2 separate regions of the Homo sapiens genome follow, and region 2 is linked to region 1. A link is an interaction called in ENCODE POLR2A ChIA-PET data of the cell type or tissue named here. Cell type or tissue: PC-9. All regions are shown on one strand. Each heading gives the region's core, and the rest is flanking DNA. Links, peaks and the distances in the headings are about the cores only.

What was found. Peaks named below come from ENCODE experiments on the same cell type or tissue, not always from the same donor. Only the 100,000 strongest peaks of a DNase experiment are listed, where the experiment ranks them.
Region 2: POLR2A ChIA-PET joins it to region 1 with 11 read pairs; 4 of 35 experiments call an interaction of 5 or more read pairs at or near these places.

Annotation. Positions count from the first base shown.
Region 1 is chr17:19,396,340-19,404,664 of GRCh38, forward strand. No RefSeq gene overlaps it. Among named protein-coding and RNA genes, the nearest start is that of RNF112, 11 kb to the right of the region's middle. In PC-9, for the core only: no CTCF peak of the experiment used is centred there; DNase peaks (open chromatin) are centred at 2,042 and 2,412; H3K27ac peaks cover 1,889 bases.
Region 2 is chr17:19,714,643-19,722,967 of GRCh38, forward strand. It overlaps SLC47A2 (solute carrier family 47 member 2), which reads right to left and starts at 1,942. Exons shown (of 17, transcript NM_001099646.3): 1 at 1,791-1,942; 2 at 474-575; 3 at 79-147. The coding sequence starts at 1,913. LOC124903948 (a long non-coding RNA gene) reads left to right here. Exons shown (of 2, transcript XR_007065659.1): 1 at 1-593; 2 at 2,732-7,786. RefSeq lists enhancers at 1,420-2,269, 2,270-3,117. In PC-9, for the core only: CTCF peaks have their summits at 4,383 (motif pointing left) and 4,587; a DNase peak (open chromatin) is centred at 4,829; H3K27ac peaks cover 2,880 bases.

The DNA of each region.
Region 1 (8,325 bases), core at 203-8,202:
CTCCTGAGTAGCCAGGACTACAGGCACCTGCCATCACGCCCAGCTAATTTTTTGTATTTTTAGTAGAGACGGGGTTTCACCATGTTGGGGTTTCACCGTGTTAGCCAGGATGGTCTCGATCTCCTGACCTCATGATCCGTCTGCCTCGGCCTCCCAAAGTGCTGGGATTACAGGCGTGAGCCACCGAGCCCGGCTTGCTCACCTTTTTAATCTGTTGTTGGCTTATGTCTCTTGTCAAATTTGGGGAGTTTTCAGCCATTATTGATTTGAGTACTTCTTTTTGCCTCACACTCCTTCTTTCCTCTAAGGACTCCAGTGACACAAATGTTAGATCTTTGTTGTACGATAGTTCCCCAGGTCCATGAGTCTGTTCATATTTTTTCCAGTCTTTTTTCTCTCTTTTGTCAGATTAGGTAGCTCTATTGTTTTGTCTTGGAATTCACTGATTGTTCCCTCTGTCCTCTCCATTCTGCTCTTGAGCCCATCCACTGAGGTTTTTATTTTGATTATTGTATTTTTTGGTTTTAAAGTTTCCATTTGGTTCTTTATAGCTCCTTCTTTTTTTTTTCTTTTACTTTTCTTTCTTTTTTTTTTTTTGCTGAGGCTTTCTATGTTTTCATTTGTTTCAAGTGTGTTTGCAGTTGCTCATTGAAGCATTTTATCACAGCCATTTTAAACCTTTGTCAGCTAATCCTGACATCCCAGTCATCTCAGTGTTGGCATCTATCAGTTATCCTTTGTCATTCAGTTTGAGATTTGCTGGTTCTTTATATGATTAATACTTTTTGATTGAAACGTGGACATTTTGTATTATGTTATGAAACGCTGGGTCTTATTTAAACCTGTTTTTTGTTTGTTTGTTTGTTTGTTTTTTTGAGACTGAGTCTTGCTCTGTCACCCAGGCTGGAGTGCAGTGGCGTAATCTTGGCTCACTGCAACCTCCACCTCCCAGGTTCAAACGATTCTCCTGCCTCAGCCTCCCAAGTAGTTGGGACTACAGGGACATGCTACCATGCCTGGCTAAATTTTGTATTTTTATTAGGTTGGTGCAAAAGTAATTGTGACTTTGCCATTAATGGCAAAAACACTTACTTTTGCATCAACCTGATAGTAGAGATGGGCTTTCACCATGTTGCCCAGGCTGGTCCGGAACTCCTGGCCTCAAGTGATTCACCCACCTTGACTTCCCTAAGTGTTGGGATTACAGGTGTTGGCCACCACACCCAGCCTAAACTTGTTTTAGCTGGCCTCTGACACCCCTCTGGCCGGGAAAGGGGTGGCACTGCCTCAGTACCGCCAGGTGGGGGTAGAAGTCCAGGTTCCTCAGTTTGCTTCTGTTGACACTTAAGAGGGGGATTCCCTGTTACTGTTGGACAGGGTGCAAGTTTCAGCTCCCCACGTGGTCTCCACTAACACTGCAAGGTCAGGGAGAGCACCTGTAATGGCTGGGATGCAAGTCCTGGCTCCTACTTGGCCTTCTCTGTTACCACCCAGCTGGGGATGTTGGGACCCCTCGTTACTGCCTAGTCAGGAGGAGGTCTAGTCTCCCCATTCAGCCTTTGTGGCATGGGTGGGTGGAGCTGCATACTTTCCTGTGGCGTTTGGCTGCAGTAGGGTATTTATTGCCTAGGAATTTTCTGTCTTGCCAGGCCGCCCTTTTCCTGGTCCTTTGGCTACAGATAGCAGGTTTTGTTGAGGGTTTTTTTTTGTAGTGGCTGTTGGCATTTCCAGACTGCCAGCTTCTCCAGTACCCATTCTGGGATAATGAGACAAAAAGAAAGCCTAGGAGAGTCGCCACTGTCCTCAGTCCTGATGTCCCTGGCCCGCCTGCCTTCTTTTCTCCACCTTTCAGAGTCTTCTCATGTTTGTCTTGTACGTGATGTCCCAGGTTTTTAGTTGTACTTAGCAGGAAGTACAGGAAAAAATATACCTACTCCATCTTCCCACAAGTGGAAGTTCCTTAAAAAGAATTATGAGGCCTAAGTTACATAGAGTGACGTAGACCAGTATTTACAAATGTGTACCTGGGAACTACCACCCAGATTCCTAGCACCACAGCAGGCTTCCTGTGAGGAGTGACACATTTTTATTTGCATCTGTAAAAAATTGGGCTGGCTGCCAGGTGGAAAATGGATTGGTGGGAGGCAGGGGAGGGACTGATGGCCTGAGTGTTCTCAGACACCATCATCTGTCCCTGATGGCTCCTGTGGGTGGGGTGGGGTGGCCTGGGCTCCATGGGTCACCACCCTCCTCTTTGGCACTGGGTCATCAGTCAGGGTCAAGCAGTCCAGGGCTGCCTGATGTGGGTGGGGAACCTCTGCTCTTTCTGGCATCAGACTCATTGTCAGGAAGCAGAAGCACATTTCAGTTTTTGTACACCCTCTTTCCTGACCTCTGGGGTCAGCTGTTAATTTCCTGTTGCCTAACTGTACTCCACATTCATTTTGTCAGCAAACATGCTGTATTATGGATTGCTAAGGACATGACTGCTGTGGCTGCTTTGCTCTGCCCGGCCCTGGATTATGGTGTTGTGATAGGGAGAGCAAATGGGGTTAGAGAGAGAGGAAGAAGAAATACCATGTGTCTGCAAGAGAAAGAGACAGAGAGAAACAAATGGTAGAGACTAGATAGGAGATAGGCTTGGCTGCAGGTCACTTGGATAGCCTCAGTTTCCTCATCTGTAAAATGGAGCCAATATTTTCACCTTTAGAGAAATGTGGGGAGGATGGGAGATTCTGTTGTTACAAGGACTCAGCATATAGTAGGAGCCCAGTAAATAGACATGATCATTATTATCATTGTAATAAACTAATGGAAAACTGTACTTCTTTATCCATTGGATGTCTGTTCTCAGGCCTACTGTGTAAAAAGCCCTTCTTCTGTAAGAATCTCTTGGATTTTCCTTTGACAAAGAAAAAGAGGCGAGGTCTTGTGGGGGTTGGTCTGAGATCCAAGATGGGGCAGGACTGATGCTTGGGGACATCTGGGCACACTGAGGTAAGTGGCCCAGACTTGCTTCCAAGGCTGATTAACAGGGTAGCATTGGCCGGGCCCGGTGGCTCATGCCTGTAATCCCAACACTTTGGGAGGCCGAGGCGGGCGGATCACAAGGTCAGGAGTTCGAGACCATCCTGGCCAACATAGTAAAACCCCGTCTCCACTAAAAACACAAAAATTAGCTGGGTGTGGTGGTGTGTGCCTGTAATCCCAGCTACTTGGGAGGCTGAGGCAGGAGAATCATTTGAACCAGAGGGTCGGAGGTTGCAGTGAGCCAAGATGGTGCCACTGCACTCTAGCCTGGCAACAGAGCAAGCTCCGTCTCAAAAAAAAAAACAAAAAAACAAAAAACCAGGCTAGCATTTATTGAGCACCTACTATTCACCAGGCTTTCTGCACTGACCCTACATGGGAGTAATTGTATCTTCAGTTTTACCACTGAGGAAACTGAGCTTGAGTGAGAGAAGTGACTTTGCCTAGTGAGTTGAGTGGAACCAGTATTTGAACCAAGGCCTGTTTGGTGCCACAGCCTGGGTGCTGCCCAGAACGCACATAACCTTGCCAGTCAGGTTGAAGGATGGCATAGGTCAGTGGGCCAACAGAGGCTTACATGCAGAGGCCTGGACTGCAGCAGGCCTCTGGCTCCATTGTCTGCCTATCAAACCAGCTGCATGGGGCTGCCTCTTACTCCAGAGGGGTCTATGGGTCCTGGATCCAGTTGGGCATAGTCTGTGGAGGGAAGTTTGCTCCACAAGGGCCAGCTGGCCACATCTGTCAACTTCCTGGCTGACTGCCTGGATACTCCAGTCCCAGGGTCCTAATGGGCAGTATGCAAGTTGGAATGGGGGTGGTACAGCAGAGGAGAGGGGTCTGGAGCCTGGTCTCGATTCTGACTTGGAGCAGGGGAGATGATACCTAATGGTAGGTTGGCTGCCAGCAGCCAGGGACTGCTAGCCAGTGTGGACATCCAGAAGGGTGCTCAAGGTGTCTTCTAACTTGACTCTTATGACTTCCTTCTCCCCTGTTGTCCTCATCAGCTAGTGCCTCCCAACTTGTATGTCCTGCTTCGAACCTGCCTCTGAAGCCCACCTTCCTTCCTGTCCTCACCCTCCCACCCTCACCCCACCCCTTGTGCCCCATGCTTCATAGCTCTGGAGAGGCAGCCCATATTTGAATTTTGTCTTTCCCACTTTTTTCAATAAATCCAGCAAATGTTTGTTGGGCTACCCCAGGCCTGACTGTTTTCACTGTTAAAGCTTCAAATGAGATATTGGTATGAGGTTTGGGGAAGTAATTTAACTTCTCCAATTCTCTGTTTTCTCATCTATAAAATTGTGTGTGTGTGGGGTAGTGGGCGGCTTATATCCACCTCAAGGGTTGTGAGGGTTAAAAAGATGGGGCTCCAGTTATTTGGGCTTGGTGGCAGGCACCTGTAATCCCAGCTATTTGGGAGGCTGAGGCAGGAGAATTGCTTGAACCTGCGAATCAGAGGTTGCAGTAAGCCAAGATAGTGCCACTGCACTCCAGCCTGGCGACAGAGCAAGACTCCATCTCAAAAAAATAAAATAAAATTGGCCGGGTGCGGTGGTTCACACCTGTAATCCCAGCACTTTGGGAGGCTGAGGCGGGTGGATCACGAGATCAGGAGTTCGAGACCAGCCTGTCCAACGTGGTGAAACCCCATGTCTACTAAAAATACAAAAATTAGCTGGGCGTGGTGGTGCGCGCCTGTAATCCCAGCTACTCAGGAGGCTAAGGCAGGAGAATCACTTGAATCCGGGAGGCGGAGGTTGCAGTGAGCCAAGATCCTGCCACTGCACTCCAGCCTGGGTGACAGAGCGAGACTCCATCTCAAAAAATAAAAATAAAAAATAAATAAATAAATAAAATAAAAATAAAGTAAAGCTGTTTTTGACATGGCAGATAGATAACTGAAAAACTCCCTGCATAAGAGACAAAAATCATCCTTTAACATTTGTAGCCAAAATCAGCAAAGATCAATATGTATGATTTTGCTCTGTGTTGGTGAAGATATCCTTAAATTATACTTACCCAAGTGGAAACGGGGTAAGAATAGTAATATGTGCTACAGTGCTATTTGTTATAGCAAAATGTTAGCAATGCTCTAGATGTCTGTCACTAGAGGCCTAGCTCGAGGATGTTGTCAGTACTCAAAAGCGCCTAATGCAAAGTGGCTGTTGAAAGTAGCAAGGTGTCTCCTCCAGTCTGTCCCGGTGGACGCTCAGAATAATGGTTCAAGAACACAAATCTGTTCACATGTATCCCTGCTTAAAATAGTTTATGGCTCCACTGACATGCAGCAAAAATCCAAAAATCTGCCACATGGCCCTCCATCATCTGTTCCCTGCTGACTGACCTTGGTCCCCTTACCCTGCCTCTATCCTTCCTTCTTGCCAGCCCTCACCCTGTGCTCCAGCCGCACCCACACTGAACCTGCCCTGCCAACTCACTGCCAGGCCTTTGCACGTGCTGTCCCCTGTGTCTGGAGTCCCAGCCCTCAACAACGTTTACCCTGCTAACTCCCTTATCCTGCAAGACTGAGCCTTGCTGACTCCCAAGTCTGAGTGAGGGGCTTCCTCCAGGCTCCCACATTTCCCTGGGCAGCTCCTATACAGCAAGGGATGTGCTGCAAGGCAGCTGCTTCCTTGTTTGCACATAGTCTTTGAGCTCCTCAGGGCAGGGACCTGTCAAAAGACAAAATGACAATAAATTTAGTTTAAAGACCTAATTGGCTTTTATTTGAAATTTTAGAATTGGGCAACACCTCATTCTTATAAAACAGAATGATTATTTGACGAGCTGAACAGAGGAGATTGGCTTTACAGGCAAAAAGGGCTGAAGTAAGCAGACAGAACAAAAAGCAGACTGATTTCAAAGTTACTTTCCTTGTAAAAGTTAAAGCAGAGGGGACTTCCTATCATGCTGGCTAAAAGTGGCCTGTTTGGGGATTTGGCTATTATCTCTTTGTGTCCTGATTTCTTGGAAGATCAGATAAACAATTTAGTTTTGGCTTTGTAGCATGGAACTTCAGCATGAGTGAATCCTTTTTGGTTTGATCTGTTGGAGCTTATCCAGGAGCTCAATCCAGACCAATAACCTCCTATAAATCTTATTTAACAGACCACATCTTGTTATTTGTTGTAGTCTCTGCATCCAGCATCACTCTGGGTACATGCTTGGTACATCGGAGGCATTTCATAAGTTTGAAGAGCAAAGGGGAGGAGAGAGAAGGATGAGGAAGGGTTCCCTGTAGAAACTCTGAGCCAACCTGGGCCTGGGTGATGGGTTTCATGAAGGCAGGCAGAGACTGGCAAGGGTGTTCAAGGCAAGGAGAGTGGCTGGGGCAAAGGTGTGGAGGTGTGAATGTTGGGAGACCACAGCACACAGCAGGCCAGAAAGGAGGGGACGGCCCGGGATTGGGAGTCAGGGCATTTTATTTCTTCCAGGGCTGTCATTGGAAGGTTTCCTTAGCTCTCTAAACCTCAGTTTCCTCATTCAGAAAGCAGGGCTAATAGTCACTGTATTATGAGAATCAGTTGAGGTAGTAGGGCACATAACAACACATTGTGAGCCCTAAATTGCTAAGCAAATGTTGGATAATTGTACTATTATTAGTTGTTTCAGGATGCCTAGTACCAGATTGATGATGGGGGGCTTCAGAAGTAAAGCTGGGGAGCTCTGACTTCCTTCCAGCTGCTGATAGGAAGGCCTGGCCTTTGATGCTCACACAAGGGGACCTGGCACAGACACAGCTGTGGCGAGAGCAAGGAGGGCCACTGGGCCTGGGGGACAGGAGGAGGGCAGCCACAGGGAGCAGATGCTGCTGCACCTTGGGGCCAGGGTCAGGACCCGGATGGGGAAGGCAGCCATGTTGGCATGGACACCAGCTCACTACAGCCAGCAGCACCCAGAGGCCATTGGTTCAGCAGGACAGCAGGTGTCCCAAGCCCTGCAAGAAAGCAACGTACAGGCATGGACTAAGGGATGACACCAAGGGAGGGCTTACACACCTCTCTGTGACTGGCCCATCACCCTTACCTCTCCTCGCTTCACATGCTGCATTCCAGGTGAGCTGTTTATCTTGCAGCTCTGTGTCTTTGCATGGGCTGGTCTCTTTGCCGCACATGTTGTTTGCCTGTCCCCATTCCTTTGCCTGTCCACCTCATATTCATCCTTCAGATGCAGCTTTTGTGGGAAGCCTTCCTAGGTGCCCAGGTCTGAGCAAGGTGCCTTTGCTTGTTCCTCGTGCATCTCCCCTCACTCTACCTAATCAGAGAACTTACCACCCCGTACTTGTTTATTTTCCTTTCTGTCTCCCCAGTAGACTGGAAGCACCCTGAGGGCTCATCAGTCTACTCCCAGAGCCTAGTATGATGTCTGGTGTATTGCTCAATAAATGTTTGTAACATGGACAGATGGATGAATCCATGCATGGATGGATAAGTGTAAGAGTAGATGGTGGATGAGTAGATACACAGATAGTGGAGGAGTGATGGATGAAAAGATGTGTGTATGTGTGGGTGGATGGATGGAGCAAATCATGCATGTGTGCATGCGTGGATTGGTAGTTGGAGAATGGATGGATGAAAGAATATAAGAAATGAGGTCAGGTGTGGTGGCTCATATCTATAATCCCAGCACTTTGGGAGGTGGAGGTGGGCAGATGACTTGAGGTCAGAAGTTCAAGACCAGCCTGGCCAACATGGTGAAAACCCATCTCTACTAAAAATACAAAAGTTTCTACTAAAAATACAAAAAAATTAGCCGGGTGTGGTGGCGCACAGTTGTAATCCCAGGTACCCGGGAGGCTGAGGCAGGAGAATTGCCTGAACCCAGGAGATGGAGGTTGCAGTGAGCCGAGATTGTGCCACTGCACTCCCGCCTGGGTGATAGAGCAAGACTCTGTCTGAAAAAAAAAAAAAAAAAGAAAAAAAGAAAGAAATGAATGGTGGATACATAGATGAATTAATGGATGGATAATGAGTGCATGGGTGATTGAGTGAGTGGATGGATAAATAGGTAGATAATGCATTTATCTTGATGGATAAATAGGTAGATAATCAGTGCATGCATGGATAGATGGTTGGAGGAATGGAGAATGAATGAATGCATGGGTGGGTGAGTGGGCAGAAGATAAACAAGATGGTGACTGTGTCTTCCAAAGTTCAAGTGCTGGAAACTTAATCCTCAATGCAATGGTTTGAGAGATGGGACCTTTAAGAGGTGATTAAAGGTCACCTCAGGAATGGATTAATGCTGTCACCTCGGGAATGAGTTCTTTTATAAAAGGATGAGTTTGGTCCCCTT
Region 2 (8,325 bases), core at 182-8,181, 320 kb after region 1:
ACCTGCCATCTCCATGGCACCTGTGGAATTGGCTCTGCCCTTGCCTGGCTTCCTGCCCAGCTCCAGGAGGCCACCCACCTGAGACATCAAGGTGTCACATGCCGAAGACAAACCAACTCCTACAGAAACTCCGCAGACATTGACAAACTGGCGCCACACACAGGAGGAAACAAGAGCTTGTCAGGTGAGGCCTGAAGAGAGGCCCCTGCATCTGGGCTGAGCCAGGGTCAGGAAATGCTGCCCAGCAGGCAGCGGTGGCAGAGGCTCTGCTCAGCAGCCTCATGTGCTGTGTGCCCCAGGGCCAGACCGCCTCCATCTCCGGCCCTCAGGTTCCACCTGTGAAGGCAGCTGTCCAGCCACGTGGGCTGTGTCTTCCCATCCCTGACCAGCCACCCAAGACGGGCCCACCCGGGAACCCGGTGGAGAAGCCTGGGGAGAGAACGTCCCTGCTCTGGGCCAAGCTGGGTACTCACGGCCACCGCGAGGGTCACCGATGCCAGCTCCACCTTGCCCAGGTGCCCGCAGAACACAGTGCTCACGATGTAGATCATAAAAGTCAGCACCTGGAACAGGAACTGGAGGACAGCGGCCAGGTCAGACTCGGGGCCACAGGTGCCCACACAGCCGAGCCCTGCAAGACAGGCCTCTCCAGCTTTGAGGGCCCCGCACCAGTGCCCCGAGAGGTCACCTACGCCTGGGGAAGCCAGGGCTGGAGGTCGGATGACCTAGCCCAGCTCCCATTCTGCGTTCTGCAGCTGCAGTCACGCCTGGCCTCCACGTCCCTACCCAGAAGGGTCAGTGCCTGGCGCAGCGCAGTGCCTGGCGCCCTGAGCTTGACCCAAGTGTCTGATACTGCTATTGCAGTTCCTATTATAACAATAATTTGGTCAGGCCGCACACCCCCAAAAAAGGAGGGGAATTAAATACACCAAAATCTTAGTAATGGCTATTTCCAAGTACTAGGATTTGAGTTAAATTTCTTTCTTCTTTATATCTTTCATTTTTTTCTAAAAGTTTTACAGGAAGTGCAATTCCATTACTCCTTTTTGGTTTTGTTTTTTTTGTTTTTTTTTTTTTTTTTGAGACGGAGTTTCGCCCTTGTTGCCCAGGCTGGAGTGCAGTGGCGCGATCTCGGCTCACTGCAACCTACCCGTCCCGGGTTCAAGCGATTCTCTGCCTCTCTCTCCCAAGTAGCTGGAATTACAGGCGCCCGCCACCATGCCTGGTTAATTTTTGTATTTTTAGTAGAGTCGGGGGGTTCTCCATGTTGGCCGGGCTGGTCTCCAACTCCTGACCTCAGGTGATCCTCCCTGCTCGGCCTCCCAAAGTGCTGAGATAACAGGCGTGAGGCAGCACGCCCAGCCTATTCCTCTTCATGATCAGAAAAAATAAATGTATTTAAAACAATTTCCCCTTTGGAAATGAAATGGGTAGCCGGCCCCTTCTTCCCCCTGCGAAGGTGCTGCAGGCTTCATGCATCTCTGGGTCCCATTTGTCCTGGAGCCATCTTCCAACTCAGGCTTTTGTGGGTTTCCAGCTGAGGCACACCCACCCCTTCTGTGTGGGGGCTGCCTGCTGCTGAGCAAAGTCAGGCCCCACTGCCACTGGGGATTGTCCAGAGACAGCTTTCAGGAGCCATCCTGCTGTCCCCAGACTCTGGACCTGGCAGTCAACATGGGCAGTTTCTGGGGAAAATGTGAGCACATTTCTGGATCCTGCCTGCAAGGCAGACACCCTCAGCCTCTCAGCTTCCTCCACTCCCTACCTGCCCCCCAGCTCCTCCTCCTTACCAGGGGTCCAGAAAGGGCAAAGAGAGTCCACATCTCAGTCCCAAAGCCTCTGGGAACCAGCCTGCTGAGGGCAGGGCAGCAGCCCCCATGGTCCAGGGCCACTGTGTCCTGGAGGCTGTCCATTCCTGGCCGGGGCACTGGCTACCCTGCACGCCTGAGCGCCTGCACGGCCAGCTTTGTCCAGCGAGCCACCCCCTGCCTGGGCAGCCCGTGTCGGTACAGCCTGGCTGATGAGTAAGGGGCAGGAGGAGGGGCTACCATGGCAACTTGTGGGATGAGCCCTGCCTCCTAGGGCACTGAGTCCCTGCTGCCAAGCCTACTGCCTCAGCCACTAGGGAGGACAGGTTCCTGGGAGTCACCCAGACCGCTGCCTGTTGTGTCTGGTCTCCCAGAGGGATTGGCAGTAAGGCCTCAGCAGGAGAAGGTCCAGGGCTGCCTGCAGTGGCTGTGGGAGGTGTGCTGAGGCCAGGACAGGGCAGCCTGGCTGGGGCAGCTGAGCCACTGGGCGTCCTGTACCCGGGCGTGATGGTGCCCACAGTGACTCCCGTTTTTCAGAAGAATTGGTGGCCTGCCCGAAGTCACAGAGCAGGTGGTGGCAGAGCCTGAACAGCCCTCAGCCCTGCTTTTCCCTGGGAGGGGTGGCTTCCCAAGAGACAGGGGCCTGGCAAACCCCATGGCAGTGCGGTCCCTAGCCTTTCATGCTGGAGGGGCCTGGGCCTGGGCCTGGGGATAGGGATGGGAGCTAGGACACCTCGGCGGAGTCCCAAGCCCCCCACTGCCCGTCACCCCTTTCAGCAGCATATCTGAGAGCCAGGGGTGGCAGTGCTTGGGAAAGCAGCTCACTATGCACGCCAGTCACTGTGCCCAGCAAGGCTGTGACTCGACGTCCCACAGGGTCCTCTGTCACCTTCCCAAATTGCCCTCTCTGCTTTTCCTTGCAGGGATGGCCTGTGACTCCCCCCTCAACCTGCCTCAAGACCAGCAGGGCAGTGGGAACCAAGAGAGGCATCTAAGGATTGCACCGGTCACCTAGCCCAGTCCTGGATCAAGCTTTTGGGTGTGGTTCAGCCCAGGAGAAGGAGGAGTGAGCGAGGGGGGCAGGAAGACAGCAGGCAGGCTGGCCAGTGGCTGTGGGAGGGCTGAAGACATCCCAAAGGCCCCACTTGGTTCCCATGTCCACCCCTGCAGCGGAGGAGTGGCCGGCAGGATTCCGAGATGCAGCCCCCAGAGCCGCGAGGAGGAAGGAGCAGACCCTGAAGGAGAGGAGGCAGGACAAATACAAAAAAAAAAAAAGGGTTTGCTACACCCATGGGCGGCCCCAAACACAGGCACAGCCCCACCCCAGTCAACACGCAGCCTTCTTTTTTGACACAGAATTCTGAAACGCTCCACTGGATCCTCCCAGGATCACCTGGGAGGTCACATTCCTGCCCTTGTTCTGATGGTTCTTATCACAGCACTCTCCAACCTGTGCACCAAATAGTACCTTTACCACCTGCCTAGAGGAAAGAAGACATTTTATCACCATCGTGATTGTGATGATGACACCAAACAGGAGGAAGTACAGGTGAAAGCTACAGCCCTGCAGGCCAGGCTATTGCTAGTATGTCTGACTTCCCTCCTCCAACACCTTCTCCACGTCCTTCTCACCTTTGGCCAGTTCTCATGGTCAGCCTACCTCTTCCAAAAGGGCAGCCGCAAATCCTCCTGCATCCAGGGGACCTGGGCCTGGGGTCTCTGTTATGTGAAACCAGCTGCTTCCAGCTGACAGGGCCTCTGGGGAGAGCAGTCACCTGCTGGCCTTGGCCTGTCACCTCCTGTCGCAGCATTGCAGTGAGCCCTGCAGCCAGAAGCAATACTTCTTGGGAGCCCATGGCGATGGGGGTGTTCAGGGAGCCCACACGTGGAGGTATAGGCAGAAGAATCCATCTCACTCCAGGTCACTTTTAATGAGGACAGCTGGTTCCCGTGCCCCCACCAAGCTGGAAGGTGTTCAGTGCAGACGCCCCGCCATCAGCTCGGTGACATCAGGCTTTATCCAGAGCTGACCAGTGTTCAGCACTCAGCTGCACAGGACAAAGGTCGGGTCATCTTCCCGAGGGCCAGTCCTAGGCCGAGCATCTCCAAAATCCCTTCTCAGGAACATTCCCAGGATTTTTGTGATAGAAGCCAATGCATTCCTACATTTTCTTCGGGAAGACACTCTCCTCCTACACTCCTCTCAGAATTTCAATCCCCAGACCCCAGTGGGTTTGACCCTGGGGAGGAGCAAGGGCGATTACTGACTCCACTGCCATGCATTGGCCGCCCCAGGCAAAGGTGGTGCAGGCAGAGTGGGGGGTGGGGGGAAGCCACCTCCTCCAGGTGAGGGGTGTCAGAGCTCCGTGAGTCCTCCATAGTCTCCTGGCAATGCCTTCAGGCCCTCCTTTTGTGGTGGTAACTGCAGACTCAGCAGCACCGCCCTGCAGCCACCTGCAGACTCAGCTCCGAGTTGGGTTTTCCAGGATTCTGCCCCGGAACCTGAGATACTTTGAGCGGAGCTGCACATGGCCCCTGTGCGCCATCCTGTGGCTGGGGCGGGGGGAGCCTCCGAGACTTCAGCCTCTGCCCTCTCTCCAGAGCTTCCAATGCTGTCAGGAGCAACATGCCACCCTTCAGTCCTGCATCTTCTGTGGTCTCAGATACTGCACACAACAGACGGATCAGCAGCTCACTCTCAGGAACAGGGCTGCCAATCCCCTAGAATATACAAGCAAGTCCGGGCGATGCTGGACCCTTTCCCTTCTCAGCTGATCACTTGTTTCCAAGGCCCTTATTTCCTGGGGCACATGGCCTATGACATTCTCCCGATGCCAGTTGCCGTGTCAGCCACGTTCTCTGATGGAAACAGTAGAAACGAACTGGGATCATGTCAGCAGATGGAAGAAGGGAGGAAGGGGGAGAGGAGATCATTATTGCCAGGTGATACAGAAGAGGGCTGAGCCGCCAGCCTTGAGAAGGGAGACTCTGGACTCTCAGGGTGATTCAGGGAAAGGTGACTCAGCCCAAACACCTTCAGTCCCAGAGGCAAATTCCTGGAAGACTGGGGCAAGAGCCAACCTGAACAAGAATGGAGGTGGAAAGGGTGGGAAGGAGGGAAGCTGTGAGCTACCTGAAGTGGGGCAGGGGGCCCCCCAGAGGATGGGATGCTATGAAAGTGAAAACATGGCTACACACCCTGCCTCATTTATCTATTACCAGCCCCCCCAAAATTGGTGTCTTAAAACCATTATCATCTGTGTCATGAGTCTGTGCGGCGAGTTGGGTGGTCCTTCTGCCTCCCCTAGTCTAGCTGTGTCTGCAGTCACCGGGGACTGGCCCAGGCTGGCCAGTCTTCCAGGCTCATGTCCAGGCCGCGGTGGGTGCCTGCTATCAGCTGAGACTGTCAGTCGGAGCATCTCCACCTCCCCTCATAGGACCTCCTCATGCACCACGGGCATCTCAGCATAAAGTGACCTCCCCGTGCACCACAGGCATCTCAGCATGGAGCGACCTCCCAACGCACCATGGACATCTCAGCATAGAGTGACCTCCCCACGCACCATGGGCATCTCAGCATGGAGCGATCTCCCCGCGCACCACAGGCATCTCAGTATAGAGTGACCTCCCCACGCACCACGGGCATCTCAGCATAGAGTGACCTCCCCATGCACCACGGGTATCTCAGCATGGAGCGACCTCCCCGTGCACCACGGGCATCTCAGCATGGAGTGACCTCCCCACGCACCACGGGCATCTCAGCATGGAGTGACCTCCCCGTGCACCACGGGCATCTCAGCATGGAGCTGGAACAGAAGACAGGACATTCGATGGTGCAAGTGGAAGCTGCATACAGGTCAAGAGCCAGCCTGGGAGGTCCCCATGCCCCTCTGCCTCATCCTGTTGACCACAGCTAATCATGGACTCGCCCAAATTTCACAGGAGAGGGAACAGCCTCCACTTCTAGGTGGGAGTGGCCGAGAGGCCATGCCTTTAACCAGCACTCTCCTCTTCCTCCTTTCTATTCCTCCCTCTCCATTCTCTCTTCTGCTCTCTCTTGTGCCACCCGCTGTCCACACTTGGCCCCGAGCAAGGGCAAGCAGATAAAGACCCCTGAGGTCAGTGATGAGAGGACTCACGCATATCGAGGACCTCTTTGGGGAAGGAGGACCCAAAGCTACAAAATCCTAGGAATGGCAGGAGGCACGGGGAGAGGCAAGGGAGTGGAGAGTCCTGGCAAGCCCCCAGCACACACCCTGGGATTAGGGAGGCTCCCAGCCAGCAAGAGGAAGCTTGACCCAGGGGGAGCTGCTCCCCCAGCCCCAGCAGCCTCGCTGAGGCAGAGCCAAGAGGCATGTGGGCATGCCAGGAAGTCCCCCTCACTTGAGGGCTCAGCTCCTGCAGGCTCGGAGCCTGCTGGGGGCAAGGGCCAGGTCCTTGGGCCCTGCCTTCACGTGACTAATTTCCTGGAGTCCTGCCAAGTACAGTCTGGGTCCAGGGCCTCTGTTAACCTTTTCTCACTTGGTTACACCTCACTGGGCCCAAAGGTGTTGCATTTGCCCTTTGGCTCCCAGAGACATGCACCACAAGGGCTGTGGACCAATGTCCTTTCCTCTAACCCCTCTCCGCTGCCTCCTGACTGCAAAACACCCATTTCTCCCTTGGGAGGGTGGGGACTCTGGCTGATGGCTCAGCCCCACATTCAGGGCAAAGGACAGTTGGGGAGGATTGAGCTGTCCGCCCCCTGCCTCGTCCCCCAGGTCTCCCACCAGACAGTGACCAACAACTGCTAAATCCCTGAGGCGCCCCTCCTCCACTCCTCCTCAACTGTCTCATAGATTTTGGCAGCTGCCTCTCTCTCTCTGCCTCCACCTAGTACCCTCTCCCTCCATCCCTCACCCCTTCCTATCTTCCTCTCTCCCTCCTCCCGCAAGGTCTCCCTGGGCACCTTCCAGGCCCAGGTGCTGCACCCCTAGAAATGACCAGGGCTCAGTCCCTGAGCTGACATCACCCCTCCCAATCCTGCAGGCCAGGGGAGAGACAGAGCCAGCTGGCAAAGCCCTCAGCAAGTGGCGGCAAGACCCCCAGAAGACACTGCCAAGTGCTGGAAGATGGTGGGCCTTTCCATCTGGAGAAAAGCTACGATAAATAAAAATAAATATTACTCATCAATAAAAAGAAATGAGCTATCAAGCCACAAAAAGATATGGAGCAACCTCAAATGCATATTGCTAATCTAATTGGAAGAAGCCAGTCTGAAAAGGCTGCATACTGTACAATTCCAACTCTATGATATTCTGCAAAAGGCAAAACTATAGAAACAGTAAGATCAGTGGTTGCTGTGGGGGTTCGGGATGAACAGGTGGAGCACAGAGGAGTTTTAGGGCAGAGACACTATTCTGTAGGATCCTGTAATGGTGGATACCTCGCATTATTTCTGCAAACCCATAGGATGTACAACACCACTAGTGAACTCTAATGTAAATTATGGACTTTAGTTCATAATAGTGTGTCAATACTTGTTAATCAGTGGTAACAAACGTACTACTATCCTCATGCAAGATGTCAATGGGGAAACTGGTGGGGAGGTGGGGGTGGAGGTCACGAGGTCACTGCAAACTCTGTTCTTTCTGTGCAATTCTGTAAATGTAAACCTCTAAAACAGAAAGTCTATTTTTTAAAATGGTACACAAAATAATAACAACGGGGCATTTCTTGAGATCTCTAGGGAACATGTCCCCCTCTTGCCCATGCATTTCATGTTGGATCCAGAATGCAGCAGCAGCACTTTTCACAGTTGCCAAAAACTGTGGCAAGCTCAAATGTCCATGCACTGATGAAAGGAATCGCAAGATGTGGAATATCCAATAATGGAATATTATTCAGCCATAAAAAGAAATGCAGTATTGATCCACTAAAAACATGGATGAACTTTGAAAACATGATGCTATGTGAAAGCAGCCAATCACAAAAGGTCAGAAAGTGTGTGATTCCATTTCTATGAAATGTCCAGAATAGGCAAATCCATAGAGACAGAGAGTAGACGAGTGATTTCCAGAGGCTGGCAGAGAGCGGGCAGCGGGGGGTGCGGGGCACATAGGGTGACAGCTAAGCGGATATGGGGTTTCTCTGGGGGGTCATGAAAATGTTCTAAAATTGATTGTGATGCTGGTTGCACATCTCTGTGAATCTACTAAAAGCCATTGAATTGTATACTTTAAAAAGGTGCATATGGCGGCCGGGCACAGTGGCTCACACCTGTAATCCCAGCATTTTGGGAGGCCGAGGCGGGCGGATCACGAGGTCAGGAGATCCAGACCATCCTGGCTAACACCGTGAAACCCCGTCTCTACTAAAAATACAAAAAAAAAAAAAAAAAATTAGCCGGGTGTGGTGGTGGGCGCCTGTAGTCCCAGCTACTCGGGAGGCTGAGGCAGGAGAATGGCATGAACCTGGGAGGCAGAGAGCTTGCAGCGAGCCGAGATCGTGCTACTGCACTCCAGCCTGGGCGACAGAG